Regions from separate parts of the Mus musculus genome. Here region 2 is linked to region 1. Evidence: chromatin loops called from intact Hi-C (ENCODE). Cell type or tissue: left cerebral cortex. All regions are shown on one strand. Each heading gives the region's core, and the rest is flanking DNA. Links, peaks and the distances in the headings are about the cores only.

Region 1 (8,339 bases), core at 215-8,214:
TAGGATTCCTGGGTGTCTTCTAGCTGTGCCCCTCAGCATCCTTGTGACTCTGTTTCTCTGCCTGTACTCGAAGTCCTTCCTTGTCTTTAGCCCACCACAGAGATGATGCTGAGAGGAAGAAAGGCATGAGCCTCCTCAAGTGCCAGACATACCTGCGGAGGCTGGAGAGGGCAGGTGGGAGGTAGATACTGGCAATTCTCATTTGCTCATGCTAATGGGACACAGGGCTCCCAGGGAGAAAGGAATCCCAAGGATAGAGCCGGGCTCTTCAGTTCAATCCTTGCCTCCCATGGGGCCTTTTGCCTCCTGTGCTTGCCCTGTGTGGTTAGCTTAGCTTTTCTTCCCTCCCTTCCTTACCCTTGTGAACTGTTCCTGGAAATGCCTGCCAGTCAGAAAACAGGAAGGATAGACAGCAGGTGGAAGGAAAAAATGCTAGGTGTGTTGTAATAGACAGGTCTGGGAGTGCCTTGTATTCGAATATTTGTATAGAGCACAGGGAGCAGCAGTACTGATCCTACTTTCTGGGAGAGGGGTTGGGAGGTGCTGGAAAAAGCCCATGCTAGGTAACTTTTTTTTTTTTTTTGAGAGTGGAGCTGGGAATGACCGTGACAGATGCCTGTCCTCGCCATTACAAATTGTAAGAGGTATCCAAGGGATAACAGAGGCAGCCTTTTTTGAGGGTCCAACATGTGCCCAGTCTTGTGGCAAACCGCATTCTTTTTAAAAAGTGCTTCTAACTTCCAAAAATTGGGCCTTTATGAGCAAATTTTCTGAGCACGCCTAACATATGTACATGTATTTATTTATGAGTTATATATATATGCTATTGTAATGTATTATGTATAATATATGCACAACTGTATATATTTTTAAAGAACGAGGGACATAAATAGGGACAGAAGTTACACTTTCTCCCTGCATCCCCACAGAGCCGTGGGCAGGTGCTAGGTGCTCATAGCTCACTCTGGCAGTTTCCGTCCCCACAGGCAGCCTGCTTCACATGTAGGTGTTGGGGCTTCCATTTTGTAGATGAAGAACAGTGGCTGAAATTGTCTTAGGGATCTGTTTCATAAGGGGCAATAGCCTATGTCTCTGATGCCTGATTTGGGGTCCCTCCCTCAGTGTTGTTCTGTCCTTTCTACCACAAAGGCCCTGGAGCTCAGACATGAGTCCCTGAAGCCCACAGTTCCCCACCTTCTACATAAAGCGTCCACATTGGTCAAACCTTCAAGGAATAGCTGAGTGTTGACTGGCTCACATGGGTGTTAAAGAACCCCCATTCCTTTTTTGCAGGCATTCACTTTCCAGCCTCTCTTGCAGCATAAAATGGCCATATGACCCAGTTCTGGCCAGTCAGATACACAGGAGGTTTCTGAGATGTTTTCTTTGGCTATTAAGTGGGAGACCTCCTCCAAGAGAGTACCCCAATACCCCACTTCTCTTCCTTCTGAGTCTTAGATAATAATACAGAGAGGGGAAGGCTGGAGCTCAGGGCAGCCATTTTCTGGCCCTGAGAAATTAAGTATGAGAACAAAAACTTGTCAGGAATAAGTACTAGACAATCAGATGGAAGCTGCCTCTCGGTAACCGCAGAGTCCCTGCGCTAGCCTAAGGGACACCACGACCTTGTTGCTGCATGAGATGTAAGATGCTATCATCAGCTGAGCATCTGGATTAGTACTTTGTTACTTACCAAGAGCCTTCCTAAAGGATACAGCCTCTGTCTGTGAACTTCGTCTTCCACCTCCAACCCATTTCTTCCATTTCTTTCTGTATTCAGTCTACCAGTGCCATGATTGCTCTTGATGGCCAACTTGACAGGGTCTGGGATCACACAAGAAAAACAACTCTAGGGTATGCCTGTGAGGACAGTTCAGGAGCTTTAACCCCAACCTGGGTTTCCAGGTTGAATATAAAGGAAAGAGAGAGCTGAGTGCCAGGAGTCATCTCCTTGCTTTTTGGCTATGGATGTGATATGATTGCCCTGTCTTTCTTTTTATGATAAACTCTACTCTCAAAGTGTGAGCCAAAATAACGCTTCTTCCCTTCTTCTTGGAGTCACTTTTGTCAGGTGCCTTGTCGCCACAGTAAGAAACGTAACTTAATATAGAAAAGTTGTACTGAGATGTGGGTGGTTGATATGATAAACCTGATTGTTTGGTCTGTAAGCTTCTGGAACTACTTTGTGGGAGGAATGTGGAAAACTTTGGAGCTGTGGGCTAAATAATCCTTAGAGTGCTCAAGGCAGAGCTCAGCAAAGCATTCTGATTGGAGTGCAGGCCACTAGGATGCTGACAGAGTGGCAAACAGTATAAATTGTTCATGATGTTTCAGAGAAATGCAAGAACTATGTTGGGAAATGAGCTGGGAGCCAATTTGTGTTGGATTCTGGCAAAGAATCTGGCGTCGTTGTACCCATGGCCTGAATACTACAGTGAGACTGAATTCCAAAGAAATGGACAGAATTATTTGGTGTAGGAAATTTCAAGACAGAATAATAGATCATCTCTGTCTTGGTTATCGATTGCTGCATTTACCTAGATTTCCACAAAAGAGGAGCACAGAGTGAGCCTCAAAGATGCAGAACAGGAATTTGTGCCCAGTGAAAGATAAGGACAGGGTGTATTCAGACAAAGCATCTATAACTGTTAAGGAGATTAATGCCACAAAAGAGAAAGCTTACTTTTTAGTTTGTTTGTTTCATAGGAACAATAAGAAAATTGTTCTGGTGGTGAAATCCTACCTGTCAAAGGCTCCAACTTGTGAAAAGGCAAACTTGTTTGAAAGAAGAGAACCTGAACTGGTAATGCCACTGAAGGGCTCCCTGATGGAGAAGAACTGGTTAGAGAGAAGTTTCCCAAGGCCCATTCCCCAAAAGCATGGAAGCCACTCTAGTTGTAGTAGAAGGGGCCAGAGTACATCTTAAATTAGCACAGTGCTTGGCAACATTGTCTAGAATTGTAATGCTGGTCTTATAGATATTCAGAATTCAAGATTTCTAGATCATAGAGGCTTACCCCAAGGTTCCAGAAAGAACTGAGACCAGGTAACCTGTGTGAGGTTGTGTTTCCTACGAGAAGGCATTAACATTGCATTGTGCACAAATATGAAGGTAAATCCCAAATTATACTCGAGACCCCAGGATGTTGGAGGGAGGTACCAGGCCTGTGGAACAATGAGGAAAGCTGCAGGATTGGAGCTTGCCCAAGTAAGAAGCGCTGTGTGTTGCAGGTGGCAAAACTGGAGAGGCACAGCTACCCAAGTCTGTAGGAGCCTAGAGGATGTTAGCACAAGCCCAGATGTCTGGCATGGAGCTATTATTGTATTTGGGTAGTATGTTATTTCATAGGGGCTTGTAGTTAAGATCATGTATTCTTACTTAGAGGAAACATTGAACGTTACTCTTAAGACTTTGGGGACTTTTGAAAATGAACCAAAAATGAGATTTTTATTGTAAAATCAGCATGAGACTTTAGGGACCAGGGGTAGAATGTTAGGATTTAAAGTGACATGTTTGGGTGCCAGGTTGACAAGGGGTGGACTTGTGATGATTGGTCTTGATTACCAACTTAACATGATTTGGAATCACCTAGAAAACACTTCTCTACGAATGTCTGTGAGAGTCTTTTTAGGGATGTTTAACTTTAACAAGAAAACCCATTGAGAATGTAGGCAACACCACCTCCTAAACAGGGAGTGTGGGAGTGTGTCACAGACTGAATAAAAAGAAGAGGAGGAGGAAGCCAGCTGAACTCTAGCATCCATCTCTCTCTGCTTCTGACAATAGACACAATGGGACCATCTGCCCCCTGTTTCCATTGTCTTCGCTACAGCAACTCTTGCCACCATGCTTCCCCCATCATGATGGACTGTGTTCCCAAACTCAACTCCAAATGACTCTTTTCTTAGATTCTATTGGCTAAATGTTTGCTATAGTAATGGGAGATTGATGAATAGAATGGATTGGTTTTTAGGAAACCAGGCTGGGTTCACTCAGCATAAGAAATATTAGAACCCAATGATCTTTCTAGTATGATGGCTGATTTCTCCCAACTCAGCTCTGTGCTCTGCAGTTATGGGACTCTGTGTATTTGTATGTCTCTTATGGCTGTTTTGTTCCCTTTTCTTTTGTAGTTGTGCCTATACTGACCCTCTCATGGGTCCCCTAATTTTCTTCCTTTGGTACTATTATTTCCCTATACATCTTACCTCAGCCTTTGTGCCAGTTCTACCCTCTATTTTCTGTGACCTTTCCCCAGCTAATTCTTTATTATTCTTTAAGTCACAGCTCAGAGGTTGTCACTTCAGAACCATTTCTCTACCCTGAGAACCTCTTCCCTTTCTCTATCTCTACCATGCTTTCTTTTTCTTCATAGAACTTACCACCAACAGAAGATGCTCACTCGCTGACCAGTGTCTCTTCTACCTAGAATGTGTAACAGAGGAGCAAGGACCTTGTCTGCTATGGGTTCCACTTCATTCCTGGTACAAACACTTGCCACATCACAGGTTCTTGGGCATATTTCCACAACAAACAAATAGAAGAAAGGATGAATGGACCTGCTTCTGTGAGCCCTTGGCTTCATTCCACAGAGGAGCATTTCAGTGTTTATGAAACAAGGGTACTCAAGTACAGCAAATCCGTTTCCCATGCCAAGAGCTAAAAGTGCACTATCATCAACTTTCCACCATTTCACATCTTAACCTTAGAAGAGCACACATCATTGTCATGATTTCTTGTGGAGGTGAGCCTTATTTTTCTTTTTTAAATACTGGAACAACAGAAACAGGACTGGTAGGTTTTTCAGAAGGAATAGTTACAATGTGAACATGACTGTGTGACAGCTGTCTCTTACAGTCCCTCACTCTCGCATGGGTCCTCACGTCTCAGTCTCAGGACACTGTGCTTACAAGCTTACTGTCCCTGCCACCGCCCCTACTCACCTGAAAACCCTGAGGGGAGTGACTATGGCTGAGACAACTTTGATCTGTAGCACAGCGCCCTATGGTAGGCATCCCATGAATGTTGCTTGAGCGGATGATTCTGAACATGATATGAGTTATGCAAACTGTCCTGTTGGCATACTTTCCTCTACACTGACAATGAAGTAAAAAATCCTTATGGCCCCATGAAAATCTGTGATCTTTGGAAGATATTTTTATCATTGCCACCACTTTATCCTCTCTTCCTTTCCCTCAATTCCTTTCATCCTCCTTATCCCTTATGCCTTCCTTTCTCACTCCATTCTTCCCTCCCTCCCTCCTCTGACAAGACAGTATCATCTATCACTGTAGTGTCAATGTGCGGATAAACATGAAGACTCAGGAGGATGAGGATGATAGGGCCTGAAAAGAGAAGTTATTGGGGAGGAAACAGTGATGTAGCTCAGTGTTTCTTTCAGGAGAAGAAGTTGATGAGGGGCTGACAATGCTCATGGTAACACAGTGGAAGCACAGTCAGGAATAGTAAAGGGACATTTGGACTGTCCACTTGGAACTCCCGTGGAAGAAGCAACTTCAGATTCTTCCCAGAGAGGTTCATTTGATGATAAAGTAATTTCCCCAGGAGACAGGTGAGAATGTGACTTTTCAGGTGCTGAAGGACAAACCAGAGGAGGAAAGAGCAGCTGTTATTTACAGTTATCACAGTGTGGTCAGGTGTAGAACAACACCGACTCAGCTCTCCAGGCTTACAGAGTAAACTGGTATAAAATTACCTAGTTTCCATTACCAGAGTCCTCTCTGAGATGCTACGGTCCTCAGCTTGGTTCTTAGGGCTTTGTTGGCTATCGAAAGCTCCTAAGGCTAAAGGGAATAGGAGTATAGGGCTAGAAAGGATACTCCCTGGGAAAGGAGAGGATGCCAAGTAAAAAGGAAGACAAACCCATTTGGATCCTTACAGAAGAGACTGGACTTGAGTTACATGAAATGGAAGGTTGGTTTAGAAATTGTCTGAGCATAGTTTCCTGATCCTGTGATAAAATACCCCAACAAAAGCACTTCAGGGAAGAAGGGTTTATTTGACTTACAATTCCATGATTCTAGCTAAGTCAAACTTGCAAGAACTTAAAGAAGCTAATTGTGTTAAATCTACAGTCAAACACAGAGAGCCATTGATCAATGTGTGCATTTCAGTGCTCAGTTTACTTTCTTTACTCATACAGTCAGGGCCATAAGCCTAGGGAGTGGTGCTGCTAATGGTGGGCAGGCCTTCCCTTGTCAGTTAATGTAATTAAAATGTTCTTCTACAGGTAATATTACAGGTCAATTTGTTTTCCCAGCTTGTGTCATGTTGATAGTTAAACTAGCAGTCACAAAAACTATTACTTGAGAATTTAGAACCCTAGGTTATATAGGTATTTAGGGGGAATTGATGAAGAAGTTATTTCATACTGAGCAGCATTGACCGAGCACAGCTGGCATCTCTAAGGAAAGAGCAGGACAATTCATGTGGGGAAGAGACAGGCTTTCCTGAAGTGAAGCTTCTCCCTCCCTCCAGCTCACTCTCTGGTACTGTGCTTCTGACCCCATGCCTGAGTTCTATCCTTAGTGGTGATCTTGGGTGAGCTAATGGTTAGCTTCCTTAGATGTGACCTCATACAGATTGTACTACAAGTCAGTAGATATCTACTGAGCCAATGCCAAGCCTATGGCACTGTGACAGATACAAAAGTAGACACAAAACAATTAAAATGTCAGAGTACTAGAATATCACTTAGTCCAAATTCCAATTCCTACTTCATCATTACCCGCTTCCTTCCTGAACATGTCAAATGATGGAGCGCTCAGAGCCACTGCAGGGAATCTCTTCCTTCAGAGAGATCTGACTCTTAGAAAGACATTCCTCCCATGGAACCCAAATGGCTCTGCATAAACAAATTATACACATTGATCCTGCTTACATAGCTTATAGTTCTATGGAACTGATATTTCAAGTCACCCCTTGGCAGCCCTTCAAATATCTGAAACTTCATGCTTCCTTGAGTCTGACTTTCTTGAACAGTATTGGATGCTTTTATTGTTTCAAATACATAGAGATTTTAAATTTCCTTTTGAGTTGGGCCACTCTCCTCTGAATGTACTCTAATCTATTATAAAGTAGAAGGCCTTGGGCAGTGTGCATTAATCCATGTATGATCCATCTTAAAATGAAGCAGTGGTTGCCACTCCCTTTGGGACTCCACTCTCCATTAATGTACCTTACACAGTACTGACCTTGGCAGCCTCCTGTGGTGACTCATATTGAATGTATCATAGGTCTGTTTGCTGTCACATCTCTTTGGTACTTTATTTGCAAAGCTCTTCTCTACACCTATGTATAGGACCTTGGGTATATTCATATCAAGTAGTCAGTTTCTAAAAGCTTCCTCTAACAACTTAAATGCAGAATGTATTCTTCATTGCATATTCTGGTCAAATGCTTGCAGGATAAAGATAAGACTTTTTGTGGCAATTTGACAATGCATCCAAAAGACAGCAAGACCATTCCCTCAAAGGATTAAAAATTAGAATTCTTTGCTGATGACTTCTCTAAGAAGCATGGACTAAGGACACCCAATCTATCATTGCTCACTGTGAAGGACTACCTAGTGATCTGGTATGGTTGTTTGAATACGCTTGGCCCAGGGAGTGGCACTATTAGGAGGTATGGCCTTTTTGGAGAAAGTGTGTCACTGTGGGGGTGGGCAATTAGATCCTTCTCCTAATCATGTGGGAGCCAATCTTCTGTTTGCTTTTAGAACTAGATGTTGAACTCTCATTTCCTCCTGTATCATGTCTGCCTGGATGCTGCCATGCTCCCACCTGTAGTCTCCCCTCCCCCAGCCTGAAACCTGCTTGCTCAGGGGTGGAGCTTCCTGCTCATTCGTTCTGCCACGCCCACTGCTGGAACCTGCGGAGCCACACACATGCACCTTTCTACTGGACCAGAGATTATTCGGCGGGAATCAGGTCCCCTCCCCCTTCCTTCATAACTGAGTGTCGCAACAGTAAAATTTGAGCTTTGATCAGAGTAACTGTCTTGGCTACATTTCTTTCTCTCGCCACCTAGCCCCTCTTCTCTTCCAGGTTTCCAAAATGCCTTTCCAGGCTAGAACCCAGGTTGTGGTCTGCTGGCCGGACACAACACCCACCTTGATAATAGTGGACTGAATCTCTGAAGCCATAAGCCAGCCCCAATTAAATGTTGTCCTTTATAAGAGGTGCTTTGGTCATGGTGTCTGTTCACGGCAGTAAAACCCTAACTAAGACATCTGGTGACATACTGATGTCTCTCTGTCCTCACAGAGCTTTTTCAGCCTGGAAGGTCTCACTCTCCCCTAAGCGTCCTTTCCTGCCTC
Region 2 (8,339 bases), core at 237-8,236, 500 kb before region 1:
GGAAAATTCCAGGTAGAAGAAATGTCTATGACAGACTTTCAGAGGTTGGACATGCCAACCTCTTAACTAATGAGACTTGCTTAGCCCAACTTGGGAACTACAGTGAAGGAAAGGAGGTTTACAGGATAATGTCAGTCATGTACATTAGTACAAAAACCATAAACAAGACCTTGATCAAGTCGACTCAATTATACAGAGATGGACAATACACCATAACCAAGTTGGATGTGTCCTGCATTTTACTGCCAGGAAACTCTCTCCAATGAAGTTACCTTTAGATGTTTTTTATAGGTACTATTTCCTGCACACCTTGAATTTCGTGAGCTAGGGAAAATTTTTGCCCTATGCCTCCATTTGGTTTCCACAGACAATGATGTAAATGCAAGTAATGAGTCTGGTTAGGGTCCACAGGTACATTGATAAAGGAGAGAGACCATGAAATAAGATCAGGAGGGGATGCCTATGAGCCTAAAGCACATTATTATGAAAGTAGCCAGGTATGCTAGTGCACATTTGTAATTGTAGCACTTGGAAAGCTGAAGCAGGACCATTACTGTGTGATCAAGGCTAATTTGTGTGATAGTAAGACCCTATTGTAAACAAACAAATGTACAGACAAAATGTTATAAACAAACATATTAGGGAGACTAGATTGCTATTCTGTCATGAAACCCTTAGAGACAAAAACATATGATTCAATTTATTGAACCCAAAGGGTAGGTACCAACTCCTATCCATTATTGATTGGGGTCTGCTCCTCTGGTTCCGGGATGAGGAGGTATTTGTTTCTAGTACTTTCTATCTGGAACTTGGGAACCAGAGAGCACTTGACAATGGAAGGTAAAGAGGAAGTTGAAGATGAATGTGTGGTCTCTGACAGGGGAAAGCTAAGAATCAAGGAGATCGCCATAGTGTGGTGATGAAAAATGCTATGGTCCTTTCAAAAGGAATCCCAGCTCTTCCTTCTAAGCCCCTTTTGGATATCAGCAGAAGATGGGTCAATATCGGTCATAATATTCTTGTAAGTCCCTCTGCTTGACCTGTACAAATACATGACCCAGCACTGCAGTTAGAATCCAAGAGTGTTTTGCACTAATGAGTTGGAGAACTTGAGCCCAACTCTTGAAACAGGCGGAGTAACAGTCTTACATTCTATTATAAATCTCACCTTTCTTCATCTTTCCCTGTTTTCATCTTAGATAGCAGGCAAATCTCTAGGCTTTGAAAACAGAATCTAGGAAACTTGTACATATGTATGTGTATATTACAAAGGTATGCTGGTAAATGAGGTGTTAATTATAGACTTGAGAGCAATAGTAGTTTAAATATCTTTGGAAACTACTAGAGAATTAGTGATATTTGAGGCATATGGCACAAGCTCTTGGTTATTTCTCAAAGGGTAGAACAATTTTAGTGAGAAAGGAAGTCTTCTAAATGCTGAAGTTGCTTATGATCTGTGCTCTGCAAACTTCCCATCTGTGCACGAGCTCTCTGCCCCTGGAAGCTTTAGTTCTACCCACAGTCCTCCCACCTACACGGCTAAGTACTTCAGAAAAACTCCACCGAGTCCAAAACCAGAAAGATGGAGAGATCGTGTTCACAATCTGTTCAAGTACAACAGATGAGAACAGCCCAATCGTCCAGAAGTGTGGGGCAGAACCAAGGCTGCCATCTCTGACTATGCTCCCATGGTTCGTATACAGATCTTAGTTCTCAGGGCTCAGCCATGGATTTTTTTTTTCCGCTGCAGTGTTTCTCAGATACAGTCTTCTATTCTTTGTTCTTCCCTTTATTTATTTATGACAATGTCCTCCTTCTGCCTTTTAAATTCTGAGATTATAGGCATGTACCAACATGACCAGGTTTATGTAGTATTTGGGATGGAAGTAGAGCATCTGTGAATGGGAAACAGATACTCACCCACTGAACTACAGGCCTAGCCTTCCTTCCTGCTTGCTTAGATAAAAGTTTCCCAGGGCCTGTGTAAATTGGAGATGTTCTGAAGAACTTACCAGGCAATTCCACTGTCACGCGGGCAGTGTCAAATGTAGCTGTGCAGTCCTAGATGGTAGAGGCCATTCACTCAGTGTGCTCTCTTAACGCGATGAAGGGAGGGATATGGAAAATGGAAGGTGTATAAATAGCAGTATGGGAATGTCACAGACCAGTGATGTGGTCATTTATTAGCATGTCAAGCGTTATGAATGTAACTGTCTCTATTAGTCTTCTGTGTGAATGGCAGTGTAGAAGGTTCACTTGGACCAGCCTCACCCTACACACATGAGCAGTGCACTGTGCTATAATGTTGCCATTAGTTTATAGGAATTTTTCAGACCTGCAAAGGTTTTATGGGACATACATCTTTTTGTTGCTTGCACTATCATATAGCACATGATTGTTTGGACTTCTGGAAGTTTCTCCTGCCTTGTGAATGTCTATCTATCCTGTATTCTGTTACAGTCAGAATACAAAATATCACTTTATTATTTTCTTCACTTGTACCATTACTGTGATTCTAAATTTTGATCCAAAGCCCAAGGCTGGCTTTTCAAAGTCTAGCCCTTCTCTATCTGTCTGGCATACTCTGTCCCTAAGCTCAACATGCATCTTATACCTTCCCCTAGCTTGTTTACTTTCTGTTGCCCAAAGACACATGGCTTGTTTTGTTGTTGAAATTCTTTTTTTTTTTTTTACTTTTAAAAAAATTTTTAATTAAGTATTTTCTTCATTTAAATTTCCAATGCTATCTCAAAAGTCCCCCATAACCTCCCCCCTCACTCCCCTACCCACCCATTCCCACTTCTTGGCCCTGGCGTTCCCCTGTACATATAAAGTTTTCAAGACCAATGGGTCTCTCTTTCCACTGATAGCCAACTAGGCCATCTTCTGCTACATATGCAGCTAGAGACACGAGCTCCGGGGGTACTGGTTAGTTCATATTGTTGTTCCACCTATAGGGTTGCAGACCCCTTTAGCTCCTTGGGTACTTTCTCTAGCTCCTCCATTGGGGACCCTGTGATCCATCCAATAGCTGACTGTGAACATCCACTTCTGGGGTCGCTAGGCCCTAGCATAGCCTCACAAGAGACAGCTATATCAGGGTCCTTTCAGCCAACGCTTGCTAGTGTATGCAATGATGTCAGCGTTTGGAGGCTGATTATGGGATGGATCCCCGGGTATGGCAGTCTCTAGATGGTGCAAACTTTCATCTTAGCTCCAAATTTTGTCTCTGTAACTTCTTCCATGGGTGTTTTGTTCCCAATTCTAAGAAGGGGCAAAGTGTCCACACTTTGATCTTCATTCTTCTTGAGTTTCATGTGTTTTGCAAATTGTATCTTACATCTTGGGTATTCTAAGTTTCTGGTCTAATATCCACTTATCAGTGAGTACATATCATGTGAGTTCTTTTCTGATTGGGTTACCTCACTCAGGATGATGCCCTCCAGGTCCATCCATTTGCCTAGGAATTTCATAAATTCATTCTTTTTAATAGCTGAGTAGTACTCCATTGTGTAAATGTACCACAATTTCTGTATCCATTTCTCTTTTGAGGGGCATTTGGGTTCTTTCCAGCTTCTGGCTATTATAAATAAGGCTGCTTTGAACATAGTGGAGCATGTGTCCTTCTTACTGGTTGGAACATCTTCTGGATATATGCCCAGTATCGAACTCGTTCTGCCTGCTCTCCTCACGCCCACCCTGACCTATTCAAGTATTAATGAGACTAGATGTATAGAAAAATATAGTCTCTTTCTGATACGGTCAGTCATCCTCACATATTAATATATGCCAAACCTCACTGATTATAACCTAGGGTTCCCTAGTCCTGCATCCTCATTGTTAGAGAGGCAGAAAGGAAACCTGGTCTCAAATTTTAATCTGCAAGTTTCTTACACCGGTCACTCAAGTCCCTCTTTTCTAATACTCTTAAGTTCCATTTTAATTTTTCTTATAATGTCCATCATACATTAAATTACCTTGTTCATCCATTATGACTGTCCATTCATCCCCTCTTTACTGATAAATTGTACCAGGTCCTCTCTTGTCTAATACCCTACCCCTCAGTGCCTTGCTAGCCCATGGCATTGATCAGAAAAGTATAGTTGAAGAATGAATGATTGCTTCACAAAGCGTTCTTGCACAGGGTTAGCTCATGTGGGTTTTTCACTCTCCTGGCTGATATCTCCCTATCACAACTTAGACTTCTAGTGATAATTATTTATTTTACCAATGTTCCCAAACTGTCTCTACTTACACATGCATCTTATTTCTGCACCTACACACAGTTCTAGTGGGCGAAAGTCACAATTTAAATATGGAGATCTCTGGTTTTAGACAGAACTAGATTCAACTTCCACTTGGAAGCTAGATGAATTTTAACAAGTTATTCTTTCTGAACTTCAAGAAAAAAAGGAAAGAAACAGTCTTTTCCTTAGAGAGTTGCTGGGAAGATGTAATGAGATATTTGTGTCAAACGTTTGTTAAATGTCTTAGACATAATAAATCATTAAGCTAAGATACTTTTAATTTCAAAATAACTTTAGTAAGCATGGTGCATATTATACACAATATACATATTTTTAAAGATATATTTTATTTTAAGTTAGGCATGTGTGTATATTATATATTGTGTACAGGGAGAGGTATATGTACATGAATACAAGTGCCTCCAGAGGCCAGAAAAGGATATCAGCTAGAGTTGCAGGAGGTTGTGAGCCATCCATTGTAGGTGTGGGACAAAAACTCAGGTCCTCTTCAAAAGCAGAATATAGACTTAACCACTGAGAAACCTATCTGACCTACATATATTACTTAAATATATTTTAATGTATGTTATAGAAATATTATTCAACTATAATGTAGTTAACATTTTTATTAAGTTCATTGTGTATATATGTATATGTATGTGTACACATGCCATATCACATGTGTGGAGGTAAGAGGACAACTTGCTGGAATCGATTCTCTTTTTCCACCCTTGGGGGTCCAGAGGATCAAACTAAGATCATTAGATTTGGCAGCAAGTGCCTTTACTCTCTTAGCCATTCGCTGACCTTATTATTATAGCTTTTGAAAAGAGCATAGCAGCCATATGTCCACCATTCAGAATTAACATCTTATCATCTTTTCATCTCCTACTAACTAAAGGACATAAAGCAAGGCAACATGGCTATGTTCTATGTGCTCAACACAAGTATGACTCGAGTGTTTATTTCCATACAGAAATCCTGCTTGAGGGTTACAGCTCTGCAATGTAGTTTGACCCATCTCTGCCATCTTCCACTCTATTCCTTCTTGGAAGTATAGTTGTTTTAGGAATATGTACTGTGTTTAGTTGGAATGATAGTTTATTCACACTGCAGACATCCAACCAGAAGCTGATAAGATCCTGCCCGATGGCCAAAGCTGGGAGACGATCATGATGTTTCCAGAGCACACAGAAAAGTTTTTTTTATCAAGTTTTTCAATGCAGTGACAAGACTGGAGATTCTTTTCCCATAAGATCTCAGAGAAATGGTATAACTCTGAGAGACATCAAACTTGAGTGGGGGACTCTATTCCACGTAGAGGGTATCCAGCCGGCTAAGGCTTCCAGGCTGAAAAGGCACGGTGTGGAGGGCACTGTTTGTCTGTACAATGTAAATCAAGTCAGACCAGAGGAGCCTGACACCCAGGCATCAGAATCCAGGAAACTGGGCTTGCCATCCATAGTAGTGATAGCTCTGAACATATCCAGGACAAAACAGGAGTCAGGAGAGCCAGAGCCCACATGTGGTGGCTATGATGCAGCTATATAACATGTCACAGGGCCTCGTTTGGACTCAGATTTCTCAGTGTCAAATGGCCAGACTAGAACATTGATCTCCCAGAGTCCAGTGTTTCTTCACTGAGGTCCTGCATCTGCATGGCTTAAAATTTCATCTGCCTCCATGCATAAACACAGTAGCTTAGAACACGTGTTTCTTGACTCACAGTTTCTAAGGATGACAAACCCAGGTCAAGTGCTCTGGTCAAGTTGAGGTTATTATCATCTGAAGGTTAACACTGGTAGAATAATCTGCATCCAAGTTTAGTCCAGTAGCCATGGCAGCCTCAGGTCCTTGTTGGTCCTTGTCTGAAGATAGAAGGTTAGCTTGTTTCTAAATTGGCATATGAAACAATAGGTTTCACTACATTTTGCACATAGATGTCATTATGTTTTTCTCTTACTCAACCCCACAAAGCCTCTCTTATGCACCCTGCCCAGCTCCACTGATTCTTTTCCTCACTCCAAATATTCAGTCTTTTGCTGTTATCCTACACACACACACACACACACACACACACACACACACACTTGGATTCTACATATGAAAAACATGATATTTGTCTCTCCCAGTTCCCCCATTTTTCTTGTCTCCCTCTTCCTTTGAACCTCTCTTCTTCCTCCTCCTCCTCCTCTTCTTCCTCTCCCCCCCTCTCTCTTCTTTTGTAGAAACATCAGTTCCTTGCCATCTGCACTTCTCCATAGAAATGATCCCAGTAGGAAAACTGGCTGACTTCAGAGTAGAGAAGGAATGAAAGCAAATGGGGAAAGCAAAGGTGGGACAAGGAGAATAGTGGGGAGGGGACAGGAAAGAAGGGGAGGAGAGGGGAGAGCAGGGAGTGGAGGAGAGAGAAGGAGAGGCAAGGGGAAGAGAGAGGAGGGGAGGGAAGGAAGAATAGCCCAGGGTAGAAATCACAGCCTTTTCTCTAAGATAATCTTAGAGGCATTCCTTCGCTTTATTCTTAGAAATGAGTGAATGTATTGAACCCCCACTCTAGTAGAGGATATTATACTAGATGTTGCATTTCAAAATCCCCACCATGAAAGCAGAAATGGAAGCAAAGCTGGATAGAGATATAGGGCAGGAAGAGATTGCCTGGCCCAGCCCAGGATGGAGACACAACTATGGTGGTCAATGCTTCCTAGTTTGCCAGAGACTCTTGTTTTCGACACTCAAATTCCTACTTGCCAAGAAGTGCCCATCTCTGGCACACTGGAATGGTTGATCACCATCTGGGTGTTCTGGCTTCAGCCATGTCTCTCCATCGATCGAGAGCTCTGTCCATGCTGTGGGAGCTGTTGAGGAAGAATTGTTTCCATCAGCAGAGCCTCAAACGAGGGACTCATGCCACCCAAGGATTGGGGTGTGTGCTGAGCTGGGTCACACATGACTTGCTGATGAGCAGTGAGTTCTTCACTTGGCAGCCTCTGCCCTCCCTGGGAAGACCATCTTTCCGCATGAGCATACAGTTTATTATGTCACGCAGGGCATTGTTGCTAATGTCATTTTGGCTGGGCGAATGGATATTGGCATGTTGTCCTGCAGAGAGGGCACCATGCCATTGTGACAGATGGATTCATGTGTTGGCATGTTGTAAATCAACAGGTCTAGCAAATATGAAAGCAACAGCCTAGAAAGGGATTTTGAAACCCATGCTGAATCCTAGGACATTTATGGATCCTGTTCAGAGAGTGCTGAATGTTTGAAGTTTTGAGATTTTTTTTTTTTTTTTTGAAGATGAGACCAAGTATCAACCTCTTTCTGAAAGGCTGCGCAAAAGAATTTGGCCTCAAAGAAAAGTTCTACCACCATTGTTTTTGTTTGTTTGTTTGTTTGTTTGTTTCTTTCTTTCTTTCTTTCTTTCTTTCTTTCTTTCTTTCTTTTTTCTTTATCTTAGAGGTAACAAATGCCCAGATATAAGTTCATCTTTTTGTTATTAGCACCATGTATCTCTGTGGATCTGAAAGAGGTAAGAACAACTCTCCCAGATTCAGTTCTCCCTGTTTTGTTTTCTTATGCATGCCCATGACTAATCTTGTACCAAGCTAATAGAAACTCATTGGATAAAATCTCCTTTAAGAAACATTTTTGATTTAAAAAAAAAACCCTATTATATTATTACCTTTTTTTCTTTCGCCTACAAGTCAGCCTAGTTCCACTGGAATGTAATTCAATTTACTATGGTGACTATGACTCCCCATGCTTTCCTGAAAAACCTTGAGGGGAAAAAATACTCTCAGTGAAGAAAGTTTACACCAGAAATAGTAAAGGGATGCCTTCTTAGAAAGAATACAGGCATGGGGGGAGGGGAAAGTGGGCAAACAGCGCATGGATTGAGATGATGCGCCTGTGGTCCCTGATGTATGTCTTCTTGCTTCCAGAGACTATTTGGAGGTTGATTTCACTTGAGTCACTATCTAGGGTGGGGTGGTGGGAGGGACAATGATTCCAAATAGAAAACACTGTAGGGCTGGGAAGGGTATCAGAACCTCCAGACGAAACAATGTGATTTCTTTGGGAGTAACAATTATC

What was found. Peaks named below come from ENCODE experiments on the same cell type or tissue, not always from the same donor. Only the 100,000 strongest peaks of a DNase experiment are listed, where the experiment ranks them.
Region 2: a loop joins it to region 1, with 4 times the contacts of the local background. A loop is called at or near these places in 3 of 42 quality-filtered maps.

Annotation. Positions count from the first base shown.
Region 1 is chr6:32,597,729-32,606,067 of GRCm38, reverse strand. It overlaps Gm46956 (a long non-coding RNA gene), which reads left to right. Exons shown (of 7, transcript XR_001785218.1): 6 at 7,428-7,597; 7 at 7,740-7,814. Among named protein-coding and RNA genes, the nearest start is that of Plxna4, 14 kb to the right of the region's middle. In left cerebral cortex, for the core only: no CTCF peak of the experiment used is centred there; DNase peaks (open chromatin) are centred at 967, 2,203 and 3,733; H3K27ac peaks cover 1,080 bases.
Region 2 is chr6:33,098,060-33,106,398 of GRCm38, reverse strand. No RefSeq gene overlaps it. Among named protein-coding and RNA genes, the nearest start is that of Gm22321, 13 kb to the right of the region's middle. In left cerebral cortex, for the core only: no CTCF peak of the experiment used is centred there; DNase peaks (open chromatin) are centred at 1,551 and 4,283.